Regions from separate parts of the Homo sapiens genome. Here all the other regions are linked to region 3. A link is a contact called in ENCODE Hi-C or POLR2A ChIA-PET data. All regions are on one chromosome and are shown on one strand. The core of a region is the stretch at or near the end of the contact, and the rest is flanking DNA. Distances in the headings are between cores, read along the strand shown. Region 1 overlaps UBAP2 (ubiquitin associated protein 2). Region 2 holds the start of PTENP1-AS (PTENP1 antisense RNA). Region 3 holds the start of UBE2R2 (ubiquitin conjugating enzyme E2 R2).

What was found. Hi-C counts contacts between places; a loop is a spot of excess contacts on that map. ChIA-PET counts read pairs that join two places held with the same protein, here RNA polymerase II (POLR2A). Pooled maps may share reads with other maps.
Region 1: a pooled map shows a loop between it and region 3 (2.4-fold over the local background). The contact joins the enhancer-like site here to the promoter of UBE2R2 in region 3. A Hi-C loop is called at or near these places in 4 of 50 pooled maps. POLR2A ChIA-PET finds 5 or more read pairs at or near these places in 5 of 52 experiments (AG04450, GM12878, H1 and 2 more).
Region 2: a pooled map shows a loop between it and region 3 (9-fold over the local background). The contact joins the promoter of PTENP1-AS here to the promoter of UBE2R2 in region 3. A Hi-C loop is called at or near these places in 2 of 50 pooled maps. POLR2A ChIA-PET finds 5 or more read pairs at or near these places in 3 of 52 experiments (H1, Panc1 and activated CD4-positive, alpha-beta T cell).

The regions. Positions count from the first base shown.
Region 1 is chr9:33,945,838-33,948,537 of GRCh38, forward strand. It overlaps UBAP2 (ubiquitin associated protein 2), which reads right to left. Exons shown (of 29, transcript NM_001370062.2): 13 at 2,537-2,700. Among named protein-coding and RNA genes, the nearest start is that of SNORD121A, 5.7 kb to the right of the region's middle. Within about 2 kb of position 1,419, at least 3 of the 41 ENCODE cell types and tissues checked have a DNase peak (open chromatin) inside an H3K27ac peak, as active enhancers do.
Region 2 is chr9:33,675,860-33,678,559 of GRCh38, forward strand. PTENP1-AS (PTENP1 antisense RNA) reads left to right here and starts at 1,409. Exons shown (of 4, transcript NR_103745.2): 1 at 1,409-1,650; 2 at 2,231-2,428. It also overlaps the pseudogene PTENP1.
Region 3 is chr9:33,815,576-33,818,577 of GRCh38, forward strand. UBE2R2 (ubiquitin conjugating enzyme E2 R2) reads left to right here and starts at 1,585. Exons shown (of 5, transcript NM_017811.4): 1 at 1,585-2,359. The coding sequence starts at 2,183. All of the region lies in intron 1 of UBE2R2-AS1 (UBE2R2 antisense RNA 1), which reads right to left. RefSeq lists an enhancer at 1,095-1,184 and silencers at 1,475-1,574, 1,755-1,964, 2,035-2,204.

The DNA.
Region 1 (2,700 bases), core at 169-2,668, 130 kb after region 3:
GGACTTTTAGGTCAAATCTTATGCTATTAAAAGCAATGCACTAATGAATACATTTGTATGTAAGATATTTTGTGCAAGTACAAGTATACCTGTAGGATCAACTGGTAGGATAAAGTTGCCCCTTCACAGGGTAAATATATTTTGAATTTTGATAAATATTATAAAATTACTGTCCACAGATAGAACACATCCTTTTTAACACACTCTAATATCAAACACTTTTGAATCTCCTGGTTTAATTGGTGGAAAATGGTATTAAAAAATACAAACTAAAATGATACAAATGTGCTAAGTATCATTTCATATACTTAAGTGTTCTTTACTTATAGACTGTTCTTATCTCTTTAGCCAGTTTTTTAACCTGTTTGTTGATCTGCTTTATTTTTACTCTTTTTATATTAAGGAAATTAACTCTTTTTGTCTATGATACAAATTTTGAGTATTTTTTTCATTGTTTGTCTGCCTAATTTGGTGTTTTCTGCCATACCCAGAAAGGTCTCCCTCACACAGAACAACAAAAAAATTCTCCTGTGTTTTCTCTATTATAGTTCTAGATTCACTATTTATGTTTAACTATCTGACCCACTGGCATTTTGGCATAGAGATCCAACTTCATTTTTCAAACGGTTTTAATAAAGCGTTTTTTCACTACTGATTTGAAAAGCCAGTTCTACCATATGGGACAGAGGTTGGCCCTCTTTTTCTCTATGGGGCCAGATAGTACAACAACCTAATATTTTAGCCTTTGTGTCTCATCACGTTGCCCAGGCTGGTCTCGAACTCCTGCTCAAGCAATCCTCCTCCTTCTGCCTCCCCAAGTGCTGGGATTACATGAGCCACTGTGCCCAGCTAGCTGAGTGTCAACAGAATTTAATTTAAAAAAAAACAAATGGCAGAGCTGGTTTAGGCGCATTCATTTTTGAACTTGGTATTATAGGCATGCACCAAACACACAGGTTTTATAAAGAATATGGGAATAGCATGGTTCTATCTAAAAAGTCCTATCACTCACTAGTTATGTGTGCAGAAAAAGTTAATATAGGGACCTACAATTCCTCTCAAAAAGGCCTGCTTGATGACTGGACCTTGGCTAATGTCTGAGAATTTGGACTGCTGGTATGTACTTGGCAAAGGGTGCCAACACACTAACCTATTAAGAGTGGCTCACTGTGCTAAGAATGTCTGTATAAACAATGTGGTTTATGCTCAACATCTGCTTTCCTTCTAGGAATCTGTAATTTTGCTATGTGCTATAGCAAAAAATGTAGGCACAGGGTACCTACATTTCTTGCCCCAGCAAAAACTTTGGGCACTGAGTCTCTAATGATTTCCCTTGGTAGACATCGCTTCAAACCCCGGAGTGGTCTCATGTACTTCCAACACAGTAAGTCATTTCACAGAACAGAGGAATATGCTTCCCTGTCTCTCTATATGCCCTAACCATAAACCAGCCCACATGGCCAGCTCCACAATGAATGAAATCCCCTGCTATTCCTTAATACAGTGTGGCATGTGAGTGCTGGTGGGGAATGGTGGCTTAATGTCACAATTTCTGTGGGAGTTTAGTTTAGAAAACATCCAGTCTACACATGGGACCTTTACAATACAAACCACGGAATGTAAAGGTTGATGAAATCATAGTTGATACTTCAAAATGTTAGAATGAGAAAGCATGAGAGTGTGATAGTTAAAATACTGTCCAGGCCGGGCGTGGTGGCTCACACCTGTGATCTCAGCACTTTTGGAGGCCGAGGTGGGCAGATCACCTTAGTCCAGGAGTTCCAGACCAGCCTGGGCAACATGGCAAACCCCTGTCACATTAAAAAAATACAAAAAAATCAGCCAGGAGTGACGGCATGTGCCTATAGTCCCACCTACTAGAGAGGCTGAGGTGGGAGGATGGACTGAGCCTGGGAGGTCAAGATGGCAGTGACGCGTTACTGTGCCACTGTACTCCAGCCTGTGCAACAGAGCAAGATCCTGACTCAAAAAAAAAAAAAATAAAATAATAGAGTAAAATATTGTCTAGGCTGGATACAGTGGTGCACATCTATAATCCCAGTTACTCAGAAGGCTGAGATTAAAAGACTGCTTGAGGCCAGGAGGTGGAGATCAGCCTACGCAGCACAGGAAGACCCCATCTCAAAAAAAAAAAAAAAAAAAAAAGTCTTAAAATGTTTTCCACATTCTATGTTCTATCACCACCCTCTTCTAAGAGAGCTCAGAAAATTCTGTCCATGCATTTACACAAAGTGTTAGATGTTCATATTTGCATGCTTTTACCATACTTTTCAAGGCATGTACTACCACCACAATTACTACCAACAATAATGAAACTATCAAGAACAACAACAAAAACAAATAAATGCAAGTATTGTATAACAAAGGAAGACTGATTTAACTGAGAAACTGCAAGAGTTCTACTAAAAAGAAACATCTCTGGACAAATTCCACATTAGTCTTCACAAGTCAACACACTCTGCCAAAGCTTGAAACGTCCTCAGTAGGGGCAAACCCACAAACAATGTATACCTACCAAGATGACTGAGGACTGAGGACTGGGATGTTGGGGGCTTGAGGTCCCAAGAAGTAGTAGTTGTAGGGTGACTTGTACTATTCTGCTGTGTACTTGGGGTGGTGGTAAACTGGCCCAAACTCGGAGCTTTCAACTGGTCCAAAATCTGGGAGCTGGTGATGTTT
Region 2 (2,700 bases), core at 159-2,658, 140 kb before region 3:
CATCTTGTTCTGTTTGTGGAAGAACTCTACTTTGATATCACCACACACAGGTAACGGCTGAGGGAACTCAAAATACATGAACTTGTCCTCCCATCGTGTGGGTCCTGAATTGGAGGAATACATCTTCACCTTTAGCTGGCAGACCACAAACTGAGGATTGCAAGTTCCGCCACTGAACATTGGAATAGTTTCAAACATCATCTTGTGAAACAACAGTGCCACTGGTCTATAATCCACATGATTCTTTACCAGGTAGCTATAGTAATACACATAGCGCCTCTGACTGGGAATAGTTACTCCCTTTTTGTCTCTGGTCCTTACTTCCCCATAGAAATCTAGGGCCTCTTGTGCCTTTAAAAATTTGCCCCGATGTAATAAATATGCATAAATCATTATACCAGTTCGTCCCTTTCCAGCTTTACAGTGAATTGCTGCAACATGATTGTCATCTTCACTTAGCCATTGGTCAAGATCTTCACAAAAGGGTTTGATAAGTTCTAGCTGTGGTGGGTTATGGTCTTCAAAAGGATATTGCGCAACTCTGTAATTAGATTTGGCGGTGTCATAATGTCTTTCAGCACAAAGATTGTGTATCTTGTAATGGTTTTTATGCTTTGAATCCAAAAACCTTACTACATCATCAATATTGTTCCTGTATACGCCTTCAAGTCTTTCTGCAGGAAATCCCATAGCAATAATGTTTAGATAAATATAGGTCAAGTCTAAGTCGAATCCATCCTCTTGATATCTCCTTTTGTTTCTGCTAACGATCTCTTTGATGATGGCTGTCCTGTCTGGGAGCCTGTGGCTGAAGAAAAAGGAGGAGAGAGATGGCAGAAGCTGCTGGTGGCGGGGCTCTGCAGGATGGAAATGGCTCTGGACTTGGCGGTAGCTGATGCCCCTCGCTCAGCCGCTGCTTGGCTCTGGACCGCAGCCGGGTAATGGCTGCGGCAGCAGCTGCTGGATGGTGGCAGCTACTGGGCCTGCTTCTCCTCAGCAGCCAGAGGCCTGGCAGCGGCGGCAGCGGAATGGGGAGAAGACGAATAATCCTCCGAACGGCTGCCTCCTCCAGCGGCCTCCGGAGCCCGGGCCACGGGGGGTGCGGCGGCGGCGGACGAGAGGTTTAAAACCGGCCCGGGTCCCTCCATGTGCCGCCGCCGCCGCCGCCGCCGCCGCCGTGTTGGAGGCAGTAGAAGGGGAGAGACCAACTCTCCGGCGTTCCCAGCCCTGGAAATGGTGACAGGCGACTCAGACCCCCTCCCTGGAGCTGCAGCCGCCGGGGCCACCGGGGGCGCCGCCGCCGCCGCTTCTCCCCCCGCTCCAGGAGGGGGAGGTGCCGCCGCCGCCGCGCCTCAGCCGGCTCCCGCCCAAGCCCACGGCTTCCACCTTCCCTTTCAGGAGAAGCCGAGGAAGAGGCTGCACAGTTAGAAAAGACGAAGAAGAAGCGAGAAACGCCGCCGCTGCCGGCGCCGCCCCCGCGGATGCTCACGGGTTGCTGAGAGGGGCTTCAGGCCGGGCCGGGCCGGGCCGCCGCCGCCGCCGCCGTCTCTGTCTCTCATCTCCCTCGCCTGAGCCCGGCCTCGCCTCACAGCGGCTCAACATTCAAACTTCCATCACGGCTGCAGCTTCTGAGAGGAGAGCATCTTCTAGGTTCGTAATCTATGTTGATCTTATGTTAATACCACACTCTGTTGATTATTGCAGCTTTATCGTATGTTTTAAAATTGGCTAGTGTAAGTCTTTTAATTGTGTTTTTCTTTTTCAAAATTGCCTTGACTATTCAAGTCCTAGGTATCACCATATAGGTTTAGGATCAGCTAGTCAATCTCTACAAAAGGTACTACTAGAATTTTGACAAGGATTGCCGTGTACTTATTGATAAATTTGGAGATAATTTCTATCTTAACAATACTGAGTCCTCCATGATCATGGAATGTTTTTTCCATTCTTTTTCATCTTTTAAAACTTATCTCAGCATTTTATATTTTTTCTATGTATAGGTCTTATATTTCTGTTGTTTAATATATTGCAAAGTGCTATTTTCTATACTGCAACTATAAAAATATTTTTCTTAATTTCACTTTTGGATTATTACTAGTATTAGAACACATATGATTTTTGTTATACATACTGTATCCTGACATCTTGCTAAATGGATTTGTTAGTTATAGAAGTTTCTTCGTAGATTTCACAGGAGTTTTGTTTTTGTTTTTGTTTTTCTTACATACAGGATCATGTAGTCGGAGATTAAAAAGAGTTCTACTTTTTCCTTTCCAACCTGGAAGCCTTTTATTGCAATTTCTTATCTGACTGTACTGTCTGATATCTCCAGTGCAAGGTTGAATAAAAGTAGTGAAAACAGACATTGTTACTTTGCTACCAAAATTATAGGCAAAGCATTCAGTCTTTTGAAGCTTTCATGTTTAAGGTGAGTGTTTTTTCATGCCGTTAATCAGGATGAGAAAGTTCAGTCTGTTCATAATTTGTTGAGATTTTATTATGATTGGGTACAGGTTATTTTGTCAAATTTATTTTATTGCATACACTGAGATAATATGATATGTTTTTTATTCTATTAATATGGTATATTACGTTAGTTGATTTTGGATGTCAAGCCAATCTTCCACTGGCAGGATAAATCCCACTTGGTCATAGTATATAATCGTTTTATATATTGCTAAATGAGGTTTGCTAATATTT
Region 3 (3,002 bases), core at 335-2,834:
CTCTACTAAAAATACAAAAATTAGCTGGGCATGGCTGTGCACACCTGTGGTCCTGCTACTTGGGAGACTGAGGTTAGAGGATGGCTTAAGCCCAGGAGGTTACTGCTAGAGTGAGCTATAATCACTCTACTGTACTCCAGCCTGGGCAACAGAGTAAGACCCTGTCTCAATAAAAGGGGTGGGTAGTGGTGGTATCCAGAATACAGCTATGCCTTAAAGTTTTTTTCTTTCAAGTTTCTATGAATCATTAACCATGTGCCAGTCACTACGCTAAATGCTGTACATACATTTAATCATTACAATTGCTTGTGTTGGGTATAATTAATCCCCTTTTACAGAAGCTGATTAAACAGCCGGGTGTGGAGGCATGCACCTGTAGTCCTAGCTACTTGGGAGGCTGAGGTGGGAGAATCGCTTGAACCTGGGAGGCGGAGGTTGCAGTGGGCCATGATCGCGCCACTGTGCTACAGCCTGGGTGACAGAGCAAGACCCTGTCTCAAACAAAACAAAACCAAAAAACAAAAAACTGATGATACAGGGAGAAGTAATGGAACTAGGGTTGGAACCAAGATCTGTCTAGTTCCGAAACTGTGTGTGTAGAACTCTCACAATATTCTGGCTTTTCTAGGAAATGTTTTTTAGGCAGTTATCCTAGGACATGCCTTCCTAGGAGAAAGGAGTACTGTATTCTGAACCACGGGGGGACCAAAGACTGTCCCCACATCTCACTTCGGTTATGATTATCTCGAAAGTCCCTCAGTTCCAGGGTGGACATTCAAGCCACAAGCACCTATAGGGAACTTTGACCCCTAAGTTCAACCACAGTAGTTTATTTTACAAATGGCGAAGGCGAAGGGCAGCCTGAGCACTTGCCCCAAATCACAATGAGAAGGGCTAGAGACCCAGTTTGTTATTGTCTTTTTCCTCACAACTTCCTCTTTGTAGTTAAGAAGGGAAGCAGAAGCTGACCTTTTTGTCTCACCCCGTTTCTCACGTGGAACTGCCGCACCCAGGGTGAGTAACGTGCCAAAGGGCACACTTGCCTGTGGGCTGGCCTGCGGGAAGGTCTGTTCCCACCGAAAAGACCCACATTGTCAGCACATCCTAATCAAGTAGCTACTAAGTGGAGGGACCGCAGACTGGGTGTCACGGGGAGGGGCCTGCAGCGACCAGGCCCGTCCCAGGATGGCTGCGGAGGCCCCTGGATCCACAGTGGGGAGGGCCCCGAGAGCCGGGAGACCTGGGTTCCCTTCCCGGGCACGCCTTTGGAACTGCGGCGTCCAGCCGCACAACCGTCACTCTGGGGCCACGGCAATCCCTGCGCCCGCCCTTGGTCCCCGCTGCTTCTGGGATCTTTATGGGCGGGGGACACGCGCCAGCGTCACAAAGCGCCGCGACCGCGCGGGAGACCGAGAGGAGGCGTGGAAACGGGAGGAGGAGGAGGTGGTAGTGGAGGAGAGCCAGGCACGGTGGGGGGAGGGGAGGGAGGGGCACGCGCACGCGCGTCGGGCCGCCAGCCGCTGAGAGCCGCCCAGCACCCGGCGTGCGCCCCTCCTCCCTCTCTCCCTCCCTCCCTCCCTCCCTGCTTCTCGGCTCCGTTGCTCCCGCGGCGCGAGGCGCTCTCGCTCTCCTCCTCCTCCGCCGTCGCCCCTCCCCCCGCGCAGCCCCCGCCGCCACCGCCGCGAGACCCCCGCACGCCGCTCTCCCCCCACCCTCTCCTGCCCCGCGCGCCCTCCGGCCCCTGCGGCCCCCGAAGAGAACGAGAGGGCGAGCGAGCGCGGCGTTCCCGGGCCGGCCCGGCCCCCTCCCTTCACCATCGCCGGCCCTCCGCCGCCTTCCTCCGCTTCCACCTCCTCTCCCCCCCCCCAAGTTGAGGCCCCCTCCGGGGGGGGGAGGCCCGGGACCGGGACCCGTAGCGAATTCTCCTAACTCCCTCGACCTCTCCTCTCGCCCGGCCCGAGTGTGAGGAGAAGGGCCCGGCCCGGCCTGCGTCGTGTGTGAGGAGGACCCCGGGCGGGCCCACGGGCCGTGTGGGGCCTGGTCTGGCCCGCCGGGTGTGTGAAGACCGGGGCCCGGTGCTGCCCGGCCGGAGGGCGAGCGGAGGGGAGGGGCCTGGTCCGGCCCGGCCGGTGCGTGAGGACTGGGGCCCGGGCCCGGCGCCGCCGCCGCCGCCGCCGCCGCGATGGCCCAGCAGCAGATGACCAGCTCGCAGAAGGCCCTGATGCTCGAGCTGAAATCCCTGCAGGAGGAACCGGTGGAGGGCTTCCGGATCACCCTGGTGGACGAGTCCGACCTCTACAACTGGGAGGTGGCCATCTTCGGACCCCCCAACACCCTCTACGAAGGCGGCTACTTCAAGGTACCCTCACCCTCCTCCCGGACCCTGCTTCCGCGGCCGAGGCCTCCGGCTCCCCGCCGCTTTCTGCAGTTCCTGGGACCAGGAGTATGAGCACGGGCGAGTGGAGGGGGCTTCTCACCCGTGCAGCCCCCTCCCCCATCCCTGGAGGCAGGAAGGCCTTGCTCGCCGAGTGCCTTTTCTTTGTCATGGGGGCGGGGGCTCGGGCGGGGGCGGGAGGGCAGGCTGCACCGGGAAATCGGAGAGCCTCTCTGGTTAGGGTAGTGTCTACGGGCGGAGGAGGCCGCCTTTGTTTCCCCCGCTGAGGGTGGGTGGAAAGAGCGGTGGTCTATCTGTGCTTTTTCGTTCTCCGGTCGGAACCCCTCCCTGCGCAGGCTGGAACTGCCCCAGAGGGCAGGGTGACCTGCACCGACTGGATTGGACTTTTCTTTTTTGGGGGGTGGGGGTGGGGGTGGGGTGGGGGAGGGGCACCAGCTTGTCATTTCAGAAGCTGCCGAGTGCCCTGACATTTTGAGGATTTGTTGGGCATCTTGGGTAGTGGTAGTGCCAACTTTGCATTCCAATGGGTGGTGGTGAAGAATGGGACCCTAGGGGTGGTAAAAAAAAAAAAAAAAAAAAAAAGGGTGCCCGCGTCGTCTTGTCATTA